2 separate regions of the Homo sapiens genome follow, and region 2 is linked to region 1. A link is an interaction called in ENCODE POLR2A ChIA-PET data of the cell type or tissue named here. Cell type or tissue: HepG2. All regions are shown on one strand. Links, peaks and the distances in the headings refer to the core of each region. The heading gives the core; the rest is flanking DNA.

Evidence for each region. Peaks named below come from ENCODE experiments on the same cell type or tissue, not always from the same donor. Only the 100,000 strongest peaks of a DNase experiment are listed, where the experiment ranks them.
Region 2: POLR2A ChIA-PET joins it to region 1 with 5 read pairs; 2 of 35 experiments call an interaction of 5 or more read pairs at or near these places.

What each region holds. Positions count from the first base shown.
Region 1 is chr10:103,226,293-103,236,848 of GRCh38, reverse strand. No RefSeq gene overlaps it. Among named protein-coding and RNA genes, the nearest start is that of RPEL1, 14 kb to the left of the region's middle. RefSeq lists enhancers at 4,016-5,013, 5,014-6,011. In HepG2, for the core only: no CTCF peak of the experiment used is centred there; DNase peaks (open chromatin) are centred at 4,388 and 5,458; H3K4me3 peaks cover 220 bases.
Region 2 is chr10:102,849,279-102,856,448 of GRCh38, reverse strand. It overlaps BORCS7 (BLOC-1 related complex subunit 7), which reads right to left and starts at 2,190. Exons shown (of 5, transcript NM_001136200.2): 1 at 2,022-2,190. The coding sequence starts at 2,162. BORCS7-ASMT (BORCS7-ASMT readthrough (NMD candidate)) reads right to left here and starts at 2,239. Exons shown (of 15, transcript NR_037644.1): 1 at 2,022-2,239. RefSeq lists enhancers at 1-847, 1,855-2,044, 1,644-2,156, 2,115-2,174, 2,157-2,670. In HepG2, for the core only: no CTCF peak of the experiment used is centred there; DNase peaks (open chromatin) are centred at 248, 1,898 and 2,278; H3K4me3 peaks cover 1,797 bases.

The DNA.
Region 1 (10,556 bases), core at 3,751-7,750:
CCTGCCCCATTCACCCCATCCTCTATAAAAAGGTACAAACTTTAAAAAAAAAAAACCCACAATACTATTATCATACTTTAAAAATCCAATCATTTGGCCTGGCGCGGTGGCTCACGCCTGTAATCCCAGCACTTTGGGAGGCAGAAGCGGGCGGATCACGAGGTCAGGAGATCGAGACCATCCTGGCTAACATGATGAAACCCCGTCTCTACTAAAAAAAATACAAAAAAATTAGCCAGGCGTGGTGGCGGGCGCCTGTAGTCCCAGCTACTCAGGAGGCTGAGGCAGGAGAATGGCGTGAACCCGGGAGGCAGAGCTTGCAGTGAGCCGAGATGGTGCCACTGCACTCCAGCCTGGGCAACAGAGCGAGACTCCATCTCAAACAAACAAACAAAAATCCAATCATTTGCAATCCAGGTGGTATATCTGATTCCTTTGAGATATTGCCACCTGGATGTTTCCCAGGCACTTCAAACTCAACGTGTCCAAAGCTGAACTCATCACCTTCTCAGAATTCTGTTCTTCCCTGCTCCCTTGTGGTCCCTGTCTTAGTGATGGACACCCCTGTTGCCCAGTCCCTCAAGTCAGAACCCTGGGAGTAGCCCTTGGCTCCTCGTTCTTCCTCACACTGCATCCAGCCAGTCCCTGAAAAACTCTAGTATCTCTTCCCTGCAGCTCTCCTGCCGGTGTCTAATAGTACAGGCCCTTGTCAGGTCTCTGCCTCTGGGCATTGGCTCTCTAACTGATGTGCCTCTATTGAGTCTTTTACTTCTCTAAATCTGTTAACACTCTTGCCAATTATTTTTCTCCAAGGATTATGTTTTGTTTTGTTTTTTCACTTTTTTGTAGAGATGGGGTCTTGCTATGTTGCCCAGGCTGGTCTCTAATTCCTGGACTCAAGTGATCCTCCCACCTTGGCCTCTCAAAGTGTTGGGATTACAGGTGTGAGCCACCATGCCCAGCTGACCATTTTTTTATTGCGGTAAAATAGACATAACAAAATTTATTATTTAATCATTTTAAAGTGTACACTTCAGTTCACATTGTTGTGCAACCATTATCACCATCTATCTACAGATCCTTTTTTTTTTTTTTTTTGAGATGGAGTCTTGCTCTGTCACCCAGGCTGGAGTGCGTAGCGCAATCTCGGCTCACTGCAAGCTCCACCTCCCAGGTTCACGCCATTCTCCTGCCTCCGCCTCTCAAGTAGCTGGGACAACAGGTGCCCGCCACCACGCCTGGCTAATTTGTTAATTTTTAGTAGAGATGGGGTTTCACCATGTTAGCCAGGATGGTCTTGATCTCCTGACCTCATGATCTGCCCGCCTCGGCCTCCCAAAGTGCTGGGATTACAGGCGTGAGCCACTGCACCCGGCCTCTACAGATCCCTTTCATCTTCACAAACTGAAGCTCTATCAGAGCTTCAGAAAGTCTCCATTCCTCCTCCCCCAGCCCCTGGCAACTGCTGTCATCTACTTTCTTTTTGTTGTTGTTTGTTTTTGAGATGGAGTTTCATTCTTCTTGCCCAGGCTGGAGTGCAGTGGTGCAGTCTTGGCTCACTGTAACCTCCGCCTCCAGGGTTCAAACAATTCTCCTGCCTCAGTTTCCCAAGTAGCTGGCATTACAGGCACCCACCACCACTCCCAGCTAGTTTTTTTTGTATTTTAGTAGAGATGGGGTTTCACCATGTTGGCCAGGCTACTCTCGAATTCCTGACCTTAGGTGATCTGCCTGCCTCAGCCTCCCAAAGTGCTGGGATTACAGGTGTGAGCAACTGCACCCAGCTCCATCATCTGCTTTCTATCTCCATACATTTGACTGCTCTAGGTACCTCATGTAAGCAGAGCTATACAGGATGCATCCTTTTGTTACTGGGTTATTTCACTTAGCATAATGTCTTCAAGGTTTAGAATATCCTTCCTTTTTAAGGCTGAATAATCCAGCGGTTTGGGTGTGTATGTATATGTCAAATTTTGTTTATCCATTCATCTGCTGATGGGCACTTGAGTTGCTTCTACCTTTTGGCTATCATGAATAATGCTGTTAGGAACATAAGTATACAGTGTCTCTTCAAGACCCTGCTTTCTTTGTTTTTTTTTGTTTTTGTTTTTGTTTTTGTTTTTGAGACAGAGTCTTGCTCTGTTGCCCAGGCTGGAGTGCAGTGGTGCAATCTTGGCTCACTGCAACCTCCACCTCCTGGATCCAAGTGTTTCTCCTGCCTCAGCCCCCCAAGTAGCTGGGACTACAGGCATGCACCACCACAGCTGGCTAATTTTTTTTTTTTTTTTGTATTTTTAGTAGAGACAGGATTTCACCATGTTGGTCAGGCTGGTCTCGAACTCCTGATCTCAGATGATCCACCTGCCTCAGCCTCCCAAAGTATTGGAATTACAGGCGTGAGCCACCATGCCAGGCCAAGACCCTGCTTTCTTTTTGGGATGTGTCCAGAAGTGGAATTGCTGGATCATATGGCAATTTTATTTTTAATTTTTTGAGGAGCCACCATACACAGTGGTTTGTACCGCTTTACATTCCCACCAGCACTATGCAGGGATCCAGTTCCTCTACATCCTTATCAACACTTGTTATTTTGTTTTTTTTTGTTGTTGTTTGTCTTTAAAATAGCCATCATACTGCATGTGAGGCGACACTGTATCTTGTGGTTTTCATTTGCATTTCCCTAATGATTACTGATGTTGAACATCTTTTCATGTGCTTATTGGCCATTTGTATATCTTATTTGGAGAAATGTCTAAACTAAGGACTTTGGCAATTTTTTTTTTTTTTTGAGATGGAGTCTTGCTCTGTCACCCAGACTGGAGTGCACTGGTGCGATCTCAGCTCACTGCAACCTCTGCCTCCCATGTTCAAGCTATTCTGCTGCCTCAGCTTCCTGAGTAGCTGGGACTACAGGCATGCGCCACCACGCCTGTCTAATTTTTGTATTTTTAGTAGAGATGGGTTTTCGCCGTGTTGGCCAGGCTGGTCTAGAACTCCTGAGCTCAGGTGATTCACCTGCCCCAGCCTCCCAAAGTGCTGGGATCATAGGTGTGAGGCACCGCACCTGGCCGACATTGCCCATTTTTAAATTGGGCTGTTCGGTTTTTTTTTTATTTTTGTAGGGGTCCTCTATGTATTCTGGATATTAGCCCTTATCAGATATATGATTTGCAAATATTTTCTCCCATTATGTGAGTTGCCCTTTTATTCTGTTGATAGTATACTTTGATGTCCAAAAGTCCTTAAGTTTTTATATAGCCTATTTTGCCTGTTTTTTTCTGTTGTTACCTATGTTTTTGGTGTCATATCCTCCAGTAATCAATCTTTCTTTTTATTTTATTTTATTTTTTTGAGACAGGGTCTCACTCTGTTGCCCAGGCTGGAGTGCAGTGGCACGATCATGGCTCACTGCAGCTCCACCTCCCCAGGCTCAGGTGATCCTCCCACCTCAGCCTCCCTAGTAGCTAGGACTACAGGGGCATGCCACAACACCCAGCTAATTTTTGTACTTTTTGTAGAGATGGGATTTCATCATGTTGCCCCTTTTTTTTGAACTCCCAAGCTCAAGCGATCTGCCTGTCTCAACCTCCCAAAGTGCTGGCCGCAATAGGCATGAGTCACCATGCCCAACCTCCAATAATCTTTTAAATACACACTTGTATATAGTTGATCCTTTCACTGTCCTCTTTGTAATCCTGGAATGCTTCTTTCTTTTAAACTTCTTAACCTGAACGACCTGGTCTCCATACTTCCTCAGTCTCATCTCTCACTAACAAGGTAATCCGTTGTCATTCTGAATTTCCTGCACAGCTGCAAGCATTCACCTTGCTCTCCGAAGTCACCTTTCCACTTGCTAGGCCCACTTCCTCCCTACCTTGCTGTTCACTAAACTAAGTTCCACTCAACCTTTAAAGCTTCCTTCAAGTACTTCCTCCTCTGGGAGGCTTCTTTGGCTGTTCCACAAGTTAAGTGCCTTCCTTGGTAACCTTTAATTTAATTTAATTTAATTTAATTTATTTATTTATTTTTGAGACAGAGTCTTGCTCTGTCGCCCAAGCTGGAGTGCAGTGGTGCAATGTTGGCTCACTGCAACCTCCGCCTCCCGGGTTCAAACAATTCTCTGCCTCAGCCTCCCGAGTGGCTGGGATTACAGCTACCCGCCACCATGCCTGGCTAATTTTTGTATTTTTAGTAGAGATGGGGTTTCACCATCTTGGCCAGGCTGGTCTTGAACTCCTGACTTTGTGATCCACCTGCCTCGGCCTCCCAAAGTGTTGGGTTTACACCCAGCCAACCTTTAATTTTATGGTAACCCTTATCAGATTGTGTTTTAATTGTTGGCTCACCGGCTTCCTGTCCCTCCCACTAGACTCTACATTCCTTAAGGGCAGGGTTACTATTCCTATCTTGTCATCTGCATGCTGCTCAAACAATTGAACTCGATCTCTGCCACTATTTAGTTGCTTTGACATTCAGCAAACTAGTCAAACTCTCTGGGCCTCAGTTTTCTCATAGGATCATTGTGAAAATTAATTAAGATTGTGTTTGTAAAGTGCTTAGTGCTTACTCTGGATCAGAGTAAAATGCCCAACAAAAATTAGCCATTGCTTCCATCAGCTTGTTGAATTGAGATCTCAAACTCTAATCAGCTGTATGACTTTAGACAAAAATCTTAAGTTCCTAAGGCCTGTTTTTCCTTCTCCCTGGATCACCTAGAGTCGTGATTCCCAAAGTAGGCTACACTTTGTAATCACCTGGGGAGCTTTAAGAATGCTAATATTGGCCAGACGCGGTGGCTCTCACCTGTAATCCCAGCACTTTGGGAGGTTGAGGCAGGTGGATTATGAGGTCAACAGATCGAGACCATCCTGGTCAACAATGGTGAAACCCCGTCTCTACTAAAAATACAAAAATTAGCTTGGTGTGGTGGCTCATGACTATAATCCCAGCACTTTGGGAGGACAAGGCAAGCGGATCACAAAGTCAGGAGTTTGAGACCAGCCTGACCAATATAGTGAAACGAAAATACAAAAATACAAAAACTACGAAAAATACAAAAAATTATCCGAGTATGGTGGTGGGCGCCTGTAGTCCCAGCTACTTGGGAGGCTGAGGCAGGGGAATTGGTTGAACCCAGAGGTGGAGGTTGCAGTGAGCAGAAATCGTGCCTCTGTACTCCAGCCTGGGTGACAGAGCAAGACTCTGTCTCAAAAAAAAAAAAAAAAAAAAGCTAATATCTGGGTCCCTCTGCTAAAAATTCTGACTTAATTGGTGTGAGGTACAACTTGGGCATGGGCATTTTGCAGAGGCTCCCCTGGTGATTCTAATGTTCAGCCAGAATTGAGAAACACCAATCTAAAGTTTCTTTCTAATGTAACACACTAGAAAGTTGAGCTGCAGAATTCCGTGGACGCAGGGGAATGGAATGTCTCTGGGCATTCTTCTGCTATCACCCTTTGTTAGTTTAACAGGAAGCATTATTGAACAAGCTCACTAAGCTGGAATTCCAAGAGTATTTGTGGATTCCTGAGTGTTTAAATTTAGCAGCTCACTTCATCCAGGAGAAACCTGGGGACCAGTGCTCTGAGAAAGAGAAAACAATGGTTCTTCCCTACTCTACAGCTCTAACCCAAGGCCTGGGAGTCTAGATACCCTGGAGTTCTGTATTATGGTTAAAGGAAAGGGAGGAGGAAAGAGTCCTTGGTAATCGGTATAATCCTTTTTTTTTTCCCCAAGGGACAGAGTCCTGCTCTGTCGCCCAGGCTGGAATACAGTGGTGCAATCATAGCTCACTGAAACCTTGAACTCCTCCTTCAGCCTCCTGAGCAGCTAGACCTACATATACGTGCTACCACGCCTGGCTAATCTTTTTTCTTTTTTTAATGTTTGTACCAATGGGGGTCTCACTATGTTGCCCAGGCTAGCTGGAAATCCTGGCCTCAAGTGATCCTCCCACCTTGGCCTCCCAAAGTGCTGGGATTACAGGCGTGAGCCATTGTGCCTGGCCCCTTGCTATAATCGTAGTGGGGGCACCTGGGGCCCTGACTAGAACAGGGTAGGGGCTGAGATTTACAAATATTCATTCCCTTATCACTGTACTGTGCTTTAAAACCACATTCACAGCCATTACTTGAGTCTCCGCATAATCTTGAGAAATGCAGAGCAGATATTACTGCCTCTACTTTGTGGATAAGCAAACCAAGTCTGAATGGTTAAGGGCCTTGCCAAAAGTCACAGTGCATTAACACGAAGGGTCAGCATAGAGTCCCTATATCCTGACTCTCTGTTGGGGGCAGAAAAACTCTTCACACCCAGGTAGCTCAGAGTCCTTCTTGGCTTCTTGGACTTGGAGTCAAGGTTCTAAGTGGTCCCATTAAATGCTACAGGGAATGACTAAAATACCTCTTCCTGGCCGGGCGCAGTGGCTCACGCCTGTAATCCCAGCACTTTGGGAGGCCGAGGCGGGCGGATCACGAGGTCAGGAGATAGAGACCATCCTGGCTAACATGGTGAAGCCCTGTCTCTACTAAAAATACAAAAAAAAAAAAAAAAAAAAAATTAGCCGGGCATGGTGGCAGGCGCCTGTAGTCCCAGCTACTCGGGAGGCTGAGGCAGGAGAATGGCGGGAACCCGGGAGGCGGAGCTTGCAGTGAGCCGAGATTGCGCCACTGCACTCCAGCCTGGGTGACAGAGCGAGACTCCGTGTCATAAATAAATAAATAAATACCTCTTCCTGATGCCCTGTGGTCAGCCACCTCTGAGCACAGTTGCACTCTCTGGGATCATGAGCAAAACCCTCACTTTTGCAAAGTGTGATGCTCAGACCAGCTTTGAGGCTTGGTCATTCAGGGAGGCATTTAGTTATAATGCCCAGTGTGTCCAGGAATACTCAGAAGGGCCCAGTAGTGTTGGCCAAATGCTGAGTCACAGATAGGGGTTGGCCCTTGGCCACTGGCTCAAGATGAAATAGAAAAAAAAAAAAATCAGGAAATTATCTTTTACTAAGCTAAATGTGATTAAACTCCTGTCTTATTCTGAGATTATGTTCTTTCTACTTTTTTGGTATTAAAATTACCTTTTGGATGGGCACGGTGGCTCACTCCTGTAATCCCAGCACTTTGGGAGGCTGAGGCGGGTGGATCACCTGAGGTCAGGAGTTCAAGACCAGCCTGGCCAACATGGCGAAACCCCGTCTCTACTAAAAATACAAAAATTACCTGGGCATGGTGGCAGGCGCCTATAATCCCAGCTACTTGGGAGGCTGAAACAGGAGAATCGCTTGAACCCGGGAGACAGAGATGGCAGTGAGCTGAGATGGTGCCACTGCACTCCAGCCTGGGCAACAGAGCTAGACTGCATCTCAAAAAACAAACAAACAAAAAAATTACCTTTCATGAATTAGTGCTGACAGTAGATGGCAGTTTATTTTGATGTGCTGAATGCCAGAGTTAACAGATGGCCATCCTATGTAAATCCTCAAAATTGCTTTTGAAATGTTACTGATCCAAGGAATCCCAATTCTGCTAATCAACTCCCCATTTTGGAGGACCAGGAGTAAGGCCCTATGACTCCAGGATCTTCAGGGTCGTGGGAGGCCTCACCTTGAGAGCAGCAATAGAATATTCAACACTAAAAGAATCAAAATGCCCAGAGTTGGGCCTTGCCACTCATAAGTTCATGTAGAAAGAAAAGAGCCATTGTCACATGGTTTGTGTGTGTGTGTGTGTGTGTGTGTGTGTGTGTGTGTGTTTGAGACGGAGTTTTGCTCTTGTTGCCCAGGCTGGAGTGCAGTGGTGTGATCTCAGCTCACTGCAACCTCTGCTTCCTAGGTTCAAGCGATTCTCCTGCCTCAGCCTCCTAAGTGGCTGGGATTATAGGTGCGTGCCACCACGCCTAGCTAATTTTTTGTATTTTGAGTAGAGACAGGGTTTCATCATGTTGGTCAGGCTGGTTGTGAACTCCTGACCCCAGGTGATCCACCTGCCTCGGCCTCCCAAAGTGCAGGGATTACAGGCACGAGCCACCATGCCCGGCCTTTTTGTGTATTTGTTGCTGTTTTGAAATGGAGTCCCACTCTGTCATCCAGGCTGTAGTGCAGTGGCCCAATCTCAGCTCACTGCAGCCTCTTGTCTCTTGGGTTCGATTCTCCTGCCTCAGCCCCCCAAATAGCTGGGATTACAGGCATCTGCCACCACACCTGGCTAATTTTTGTATTTTTAGTAGAGACGAGGTTTCACCATGTTGGCCAGGCTAGTCTCGAAGCTCTGACCTCAAGTGATCCGCCCTCCTCGGCCTGCCAAAGTGCTGGGATTACATGTGTGAGCCACCGCGCCCAGACACATTGGTTTTATTTAACAAACATTATTATCTTCACTTCCATTTTAAAGATGAGGAAACTAAGACACGAGGGTGTTAAGAAACTTGCCCAAGGCCACAGCTAGTTAGCAGCAGAGCCAAGAGTTGAAGCCAGGGAGTCTGGCTGTGGAATCCATGCTCTTAATCCCTTCACTACACTGCCTGGTTGGAAGCAATTTAAGACTTTGTGGCATGTAATGGTCTATTTTCAGCCTGTGATTCCAAAGATGGCAAGTGCCTGTGGACTAAGCCGCCTGATCTGTGTTGAGCTACTGTCAGTGATCCCTTTTTGAGCCCCCTCCACAACACCACTTGGAAAATCAGAACAGGTGGACAGCCCTTTGACAGTCTGGAAAGACATCAGCAGCAAAAGCAATGAACTTTGGGTAAGGTTAGCAAGCCCTTGTAGCTTGGAACCTGAGAGGTCCTTTAGAGCCTAGGCTGGTAGCTTTCAAAAACAGTTTTAAAAGCAACCAAACCCTTTTTTCCAATATAGACCTATTTTCAGCTAATAGTATACATAGAAAATAGGTAAGATATGTAACATGTATGTATATGTACATATATACATACACATATATCCTTAGGTGGAACCCCTTCATAAAACAGATTAAAGTGGAGGTGTTGTGTGGAAGAACTAGGGATCCAGTTGGCCTTATTCTCATCCCTCATGTAACACTGAGCCACTATCTGGGACCCTAGAGCTTTGAGGAACAGTCTGAAGACCATTGCTCCAGACCAGCTTTTTCTAGGGAAGATATTAGTCTCATAGAATGTGTTATGGAAAAAAACAATTTCATGTTCAAATGCATCTGGGAAACCCTGGATGTGCTAACTTTGTTTTGAGGTTTGCAACTATAGGTATACCTCAGAGATATCGTGGATTCCATTCCAGACAATCATAATAAAGCAATAAAGTGAGTCACATGATTTTTGTTTCTTAGTCCATATAAAAGCTATGTTATTGTAGTCTATTAAGTGTGCAATAGTTTAATTGTGTAATAGCATTATGTCTTTTAAAACTATACCTTAATTTAAAAATACTTTGTTGCTAAATAGTGCTAACAATCATCTGAGCCTTTAATCTTTTTGCTGGTGGAGGGTCTTGCTCGATGTTGATGGCTGCTGACTTATCAGACCAGTGGTTTCGCTCTTGTTGCCCAGGCTGGAGTGCAATGGCTCGATCTCGGCTCACTGCAACCTCTGCCTCCCGGGTTCAAGCAATTTTCCTGCCTCAGCCTCATGAGTAGCTGGGATTACAGGCACCCACCACTACATCCAGCTAATTTTTGTATATTTAGTAGAGACAGGGTTTCACCATGTTGACCAGTCTGTTCTTGAACTTCTGACCTCAGGTTATCTACCTGCCTTGGCCTCCCAAAGTGCTGGATTACAGGCATGAGTCACCGCGCCCAGCCCAAGCTTCTTTCAAAATTGGAGTCAATCCTCTCAAACCCTACTGCTTTACCAACTAAGTTTATGTAATAATCTTTTTTTTTTTTTTGAGATGGAGTTTCACTCTGTCACCCAGACTGGAGTGCCATGGCACGATCTTGGCTCACTGTAACCTCTGCATCCCGAGTTCAAGCAATTTTCCTGCGTCAGCCTCCCGAGTAGCTGGGATTATAGCTATGTGCCACCACACCGGCTAAATTTTATATTTTTAGTAGAGACAGGGTTTCACCATGTTGGCCAGGCTGGTCTCAAACTCCTGACCTCAAGTGATCTGCCTGCCTTGGCCCGCCAAAGTGCTGGGATTACAGGCATGTGCCAAAGCCACCGTGCCCAGCATAATAAACTTTTTAATGTAATATTCTCTTTTTTTTGAGACAAAGTCCCACTCCGTCACCTAGGTTGGAGTGCAGTGGCGCCATCTCGGCTCACTGAAACTTCTGCCTTCTGGGCTCAAGTGATCCTCCCACTTCAGCCTCCTGAGTAGCTTGGACGACAGGCATGCACCACCACACCTGGCTAATTTTGATATATTTTGTAGAGATGGAGTTTTGCCATGTTGCCTAGGCTTGTCTCGAACTCCTGGGCTCAAGCAATTTGCCTGCCTCAGCCTCCCAAAGTGCTGGGATTACAGGTGTAAGCCACCACCCCTTGGCTAGTTTATGTAATATTCTAAATGCTTTGTTAACATTTCCACAATGTTCACAGCATGTTCACCAGGAATAGAGTCTATCTCAAGTAATCACTTT
Region 2 (7,170 bases), core at 1-4,000, 380 kb after region 1:
AGCATAAGTGCCATACACACATTTAAAAAATTGTTTTCATTCTTTTTTTTTTTCCTTTTTTTACAGAGACAAGATATCACTATGTGGCCCAGGCTGGTCTCGAACCCCTGGGCTTAAGCAATCCTGCCTCGGCCTCCCAAAGTGTTAGGATTACAGGCATGAGCCACTGCGCCCAGCCCACAGACACATGATGTTTAGAAAAAAACACAATGGACCCTCACTAAGCACACAACTCAAATGGAGGAGGAGAAGCGCAGGCATGCAAGAGACAAGCCTATGAGTCATAACCACTCATTATGCTGTGGGCAAATGTCAGTGTGTTTCTCCTCACAGGCTCTCTCCCCAGAGACCCCTTCCCTGATCATCTGTTTAAGATTAACCCTTTCGACCGGGTGTGGTGGCTCATGCCTGTAATCCCAGCACTTTAGGGGGCCAAAGCGGGAAGGATCACTTGAGGTCAGGAGTTTGAGACCAGCCTGGCCAACATGGTGAAACCCCATCTCTACTAAAAACACAAAAATTAGCTGGGTGTGGTGGCAGGCGCCTATAATCCCAGCTACTCAGGAGGCTGAGGCAGGAGAATCGCTTGAACCCAGGAGGCAGAGGTTGCAGTGAGCCCGAGATCGGGCCACTGCACTTTAGCCTGGGTGACAGAGCTAGTGGGACTCCTCCTCTGTCTCAAAACAAACAAACAAACAAAGATTAACCCTTTCATCACTCTCTATTCCCAGATTAATTTTGCTTCACAGGATTTACCACCACCTGATTTTTTTCTGTTTCACTTGTTTATCGTCTGTCTCTTCACTAAAATGTAAACTTCCCAAGTAGAGGGATTTAGTTTTGTTTATTCCGTGTACCTAGAGCAGTTCCTGGCACATAGCAGACACCCAATAAGTATTTGTTAAATGAATACTGTGGAATGAGTTTTTTACACATGAAATTCTCAGCTAATCAAACAAAATAGCTATGTGGAGACTGCTCAAGAAGCAATGCTGCCAGGAGCGGTGGCTCACGCCTGTAATCCCAGCACTTTGGAAGGCTGATGCAGGCAGATCATGAGGTCAAGAGTTCGAGACCAGCCTGGCCAACATGGTGAAACCTCATCTCTACTAAGAATACAAAAATAGCCAGGTGTGGTGGTGCGTGCCTGTAATCCCAGCTACTCAGGAGGCTGAGGCGGGAGAATCACTTGAACCCAGGAGGCGGAAGTTGCAGTGAGCCAAGATCACACCACTACACTCCAGCCTGGCGACAGAGCTAGACTCCGTCTCAAAAAAAAAAAAAAAAAAGGAAAAGTACTTCCTTCAATTAGTCATTCTAAAGACTTCATGAATTAAACTCCATAAAAGACAACAGTGTCTAGCATATATAAAATGCTAAATAAATGTACGTTTATTATGATGAATATGTTGAATATTTACAGGTGGTTAACTATAAACACCTCTAGTTGAAAATATATATAATATATATTACATATATTATATATAATATATATGTATATTATATATGTAATATATACATACACATTATATATAATATATACGTATATATATTATATAATACGTAATATATAATACTTATATATATAATTCGCCTCCCAGGTTCAAGCAATTCTCCTGCCTCAGCCTCCCAAGTAACTGGGATTACAGGCATGTGCCACCACGCTCGGCTATATATTTTTTTAATTATTATTTTTTAGTAGAGACGGGGGTTTCTCCATGATTGTCAGGCTAGTTTCGAACTCCCGACCTCAGGTGATCCGCCCGCCTCGGCCTCCCAAAGAGCTGTTTTAAAGCACAGGTTCCCATGGCATCGCTTCTTCCCCCAACCCTCACACACTGTCCCTAACCAAAGAGACTGCACACCCCAGAATGCAACACGCGCCTCCGCGAAGAAGACCTACTCATAGCAAGTACTTCACAGCCTACAATTCCCAAGATGCAACGCGACCTCCTTCCCACAGCAACGAAAGACTGCGACTCCCCGGACTATCAGGCCGGGAGAGTCCACTTCCAGCTCACCTCGGAGCTCCGGGAGCCTTTCAGCACCTGCTTGGTGAGCGCGATTACGTCAGTACCACAGGTGGTCACCTTCTCCGTGAGAAGCCCCTTCACGGACTGACCGAACCGCGCTTGAGACTCTGGCGTTCCAGTCGCCATCATTTCAGTTAGCGAACGGTTGCGCACTGACGATGGTGAGTCGCCGGGGCCAAAAGACAAGCAAAGCGGAAGGAAAAGAGGCGTCTCTTCCTCCATGGGAAAAGGAAGGGACGCATGCGCCTGATGGAGGTTGACCTTTGCTCACTAAACTCATGAACTATTCATTGATATCCTGAGGAAAACAGGGTCCAGGCAAACATCTCTGGAGGGGATGGAGGACAGTTTCATTGACTCTATGGTTCAGAATCGGAAAGCCTGCGGCAGGGCATGGCGGCGCACGCCTGAAATCCCAGCCCTTTGGGAGACCCAGGCAGGAGGATCACCTGAGCCTGAGAGTTCCAGACCACCCTGGGCAACATAGCGAAACTCCATCTCTTTAAAAATAAAATAAAATTAAAATTAATACAAATAATTAAAAAGAATCAGAAGGCCCGGATTACAGTCCCAATGCTACCATTTAGCAGTGTGTGGCTGCAAATTACTCAGCTTCTGTCTTATATTCCTCATCTGTTAAACAGAAGTAATAATGTTTCCAAGGGGTTATGAGAATATCATTCCATTCATATATATATACACATATATATATATACACATATATATACACATATATACACATATATACATATATATACATATATATACACATATATATATACATATATATTTTTTTTTCCCCAGAGTCTTGTTCTGTTGCCTAGGCCTTTTTTTGATTAATTGAGACAAGGGGCCAGGCGTGGTGGCTCACGCCTGTAATCCCAACACTTTGAAAGGCCAAGGTGGATCACTTGAGGTCAGGAGTTCAAGGCCAACCTATCCATATGGTGACACACCTGTAGTCCCAGCACTTTGGGAGGCCGAGGCAGAAGGGTCACTCAAGGCCAGGAGTTCAGTATCAGCAGCCTGGGCAACATAGCGATAACTTGTCTCATTTTATTTAATTTTATTTTATTTTATTTTTTTTTTGAGATGGAGTCTCGCTTTGTTGCCCAGGCTGGAGTGCAGTGGCTCGATCTCAGCTCACTGCAACATCCGCCTCCTGAGTTCAAGTGATTCTCCTGCCTCAGCCTCCCAAGTAGCTGGGATTACAGGTGCTTGCCACCAGGCCCGGCTAATTTTTGTATTTTTAGTAGAGATAGGGTTTCACCATGTTGGCCAGGCTGGTCTCAAATTCCTGACATCTAATGATCCACCAGCCTTGGCCTTCCAAAATGGTGGGATTACAGGCGTGAGCCACTGCACCTGGCCTCATTCCATTCAATTTTAACAAACATTTCATGAACTAAATACCAGACACTGTACTAGGCTGGGGATAGAGAAAGAAATGAAATACAGTTCTTGTCTCTGTGGAACTCCCAGGCTGATGAGGCAGATAGGCCTGTAAACAAATGAAGAAGGAAAAACAATCTAATAGAAAAATTGGCAAAAGGCACAAGTAGGCAATTCAAAAAAAAAAATCAACTGGCTGATAAATGTGAAAAATGCTCAACATCACTAGTAATTTTTATTGATAACCTCTTTATTGTATTAATACCAAACTGATGGTAACCACCTTGTAAGTGAATTAATATGTAAAATATTTCAAGTAGGCCAGGTGCCGTGGCTCACGCCTGTAATCCCAGCACTTTGGGAAGTTGAGGCGGGAGGATCACCTGAGGTCAGGAGTTCGAGACCAGCCTGCCCAACATGGTGGAACCCCGTCTCTACTAAAAATACAAAAATTAGCCGGGCGTGGTGGTGGGCACCTGTAGTCCCAGCTACTCTGGAGGCTGAGGCAGGAGAATTTCTTGAACCCGGGAGGCAGAGGTTGCAGTGAGCCGAGATCATGCCACTGTATTCCAGCCTAGGCGACAGAGTGAGACTCTGTCTCAAAAAAAAAATAAAATATTTCAAGTAGCTCCATTTCTTTTTTAGTTAATAAAAGATGTGAGAATGTTATTGTATTGAAAATTTTGTTCAAAATTACCTGTATTCAATATCAACATTACTTCCTCTTCCAAGTGTCTAGATTCATATGTCTCCGTTGAATCTCATTTACTGTTTACTTTTTGTCCTTAATAAACTTTATTGAGTTTATGTGCATGAATTTATGTTATAATTTATGTACAATAACAACATTATTTTTTGAGATGGAGTCTTGCTTTGTCACCCAGGCTGGAGTGCAGTGGCACGATCTTGGCTCACTGCAACCTTTGCCTCCCTGGTTCAAGCGATTCTCCTGCCTCAGCCTCCCGAGTAGCTGGGATTACAGGTGCCCACTATCACGCCTGGCTAATTTTTGTATTTTTAGTAGAGATGGGTTTCACCATGTTGGCTAGGCTGGTCTTGAACTCCTGACCTCAGGTGATCCACCTGCCTTGGCCTCCCAAAGTGCTGGGATTACAGGCGTTGAGCCACCACGCCCGGCCTGCACAATAACCACATTCTTTAAAGTGTACGATTTGATGAGTGTGACAGACGTATACATCTGTGAACCACCACCACTATTAAGATACAGAACAGGGTGGGAGCAGTAGCTCATGCCTGTATTCCCAGCACTTTGGGAGGCCGAGGCAGAAAGATTGCTTGAGGCCAGGAGTTCAATATCAGCAGCCTGGGCAACATAGCGATAACTTGTCTCATTTTATTTATTTATTTTTATTATTTATTTACTTTATTTTGAGACGGAGTCTTGCCCTGTCACCCAGGCTGGAGTACACGGGTGTGATCTTGGCTCACTGCAACCTCCGCCTCCCGGGTTCAAGCGATTCTCCTGCCTCAGCCTCCCAAGTAGCTGGGACTACAGGTACGCACCATCGCGCCCGGCTAATTTTTGTATTTTTAGTAGAGGTGGGGTTTCACCATGTTGGCCAGGCTGGTCTTGAACTCCTGACCTCATGATCGGCCCACCTTGGCCTCCCAAAGTGCTGGGATTACAGACATGAGCCACCACGCCCGGCCCCTTGTCTCAATTAAAAAAAAAAAAAAAAAGATGCAAAACATTTCATCACCCTCAGAAGTTTCCAAGTGCCCTTTAAAGTCCATCTCTCCTTCTCTGTCTCACCCGGGCAACCACTGCCCTGCTTTTGGGAACTATAGATTAATTTGCATTTCTAGAATGGCAAATAAATAGCATCATACAGGCTTTTTTGAGGGGAGGGGGGTCTTTTTTTGTCTGGCTTCATTCTTGCAGCATGATGATTTGACATGTTGTTGTGCATATAACTAGCCTGTTCATTTTTATTGCTGAGAAATATTCCACTGCATGGATAGTTCTCACTGTGTTTATTCACTCTCTTGTTGATGGACACTTGGGTTGTTTCCACTTTTGGGTTTTTGTTTTGTTTTGTTGTTTTTTGGTTTTGGTTTTTGTCGTTGTTTTTGAGACAGAGTCACTCCTCTGTCATCCAGGCTGGAGTGTATGGCATAACCACAGCTCAAGCTCCCAGGCTCAAGCAATCCTCCCACCTCAACCTCCGGAATAGCTGGAACTACAGGTTCATGCCACCATGCCTGGCTAATTTTTACAATTTTTTCTGTAAAGACAGGGTCTCCCTATGTTGCCTGGGCTCAAGTGATTTTCCTGCCTTGCCCTCCCAAAGTTCTGGGATTACAGGCATAAGCCCATCACACCTGGCCTCCACTTTTGGAATATTATGAATATTCTGCTATGAACATTTGTACACAAGTCTTTATGTGGGTTGTTTTCATTTCTCTTGGGTAACTATCTAGTAGTGGAATGGCTGGATCATATGGTAAGTGTTTCAGTTTTCAAGAAACTGCCAAACCATTTTCCAAAGTGGTTTAACACTTTACATTTCCGATAGCAGTGTATGCCACTCCAGTTGCTCCACATCCACAAACTTAGGAAAAGATGGAATGTTCTATAGCCATGGTAACACGTAGCTACCTGTGGTGGACAGACTGGCCGCTCAGGGTAGCCTTTGACCCCACCTCCTGGTGTTCTTGCTCTTGTGTGATCCTCTTCTCTTCCTTGTGGACATGATCTTTGATTTGCTTCTAATCGATAGTGTATGCACAGGTGATAGGAAACACATGATGATGTTACATAAGATTACATGTTACATCACCATTCCCCTCATCTTGCTGGAGCCTCTCTCTTGCCAGAGCCTCTCTCTCTTGCCGGCTGTGAGTAAGCGAGTGGCCACGTTGGAGAACTCCACGTGACAAGGAACTGCAAGTACCATCTAGTCACCTACCTCTGGGCCTCCAGCTGACAGCCAGCGGAAAAAAAAAAAAAAAGCTCTCAGTCCAACAATCAAAAGGAACTCAATCCTGCTAACAACCAGGCACATAGGAAGCAGATTCTTCCCCAGTAGAGCCTCCAGATGGAACCCAACCCTGGCCCACACCTTTACTGCAGCCTGTGAGACACTAAGTAGATGGCCCAGAGAAGCTATACTTAGGTTCCTAACCCACCAAGACTGTAAGATAATACATGTGTGTTGTTTTAAGCCACAAAGTTTCTGGTAATATTCATGGTAATGTGGTAGTAGAAAACTAATATATTACCAGAACTCATTTGAAATCTGTTCAGCTGGGCGCAGTGGCTCACACTGGTAATCCCAGCACTTTGGGAGGCCAAGTAGGGAGGATCACTTGAGCTCAGGAATTCAAGACCAGCCTGGGGATCATGGTGAAACCCCATCCCTATGAAAAATTCAAACATTAGCTGAGCGTGAAGATGTGCGCCTGTAGTCCCAGCTACTTGGGAGGCTGAGGTGGGAGGATCACCTGAACCCAGGAAGTCGAGGCTGAAGTGAGCCGTGATTGCACCACTGCGCTCAGACTAAGTGACAGAACCAGACCCTGTCTCAAAAAAAAAAAAAAGAAAAGAAACAGAAAAAGAAATCTGTTCAATCAATTTATGACAACTCACCTCAGTGAACCCCCTTTTGCAAACCAAACAATCAGGATCTGCCCCTTCACTTCTGAATATCAATCATTCAGGAGTTTGAGTCCTGCCTGGGCAACATAGAAAGACATTGTCAAAAGAGGCTGGGCGCAATGGCTC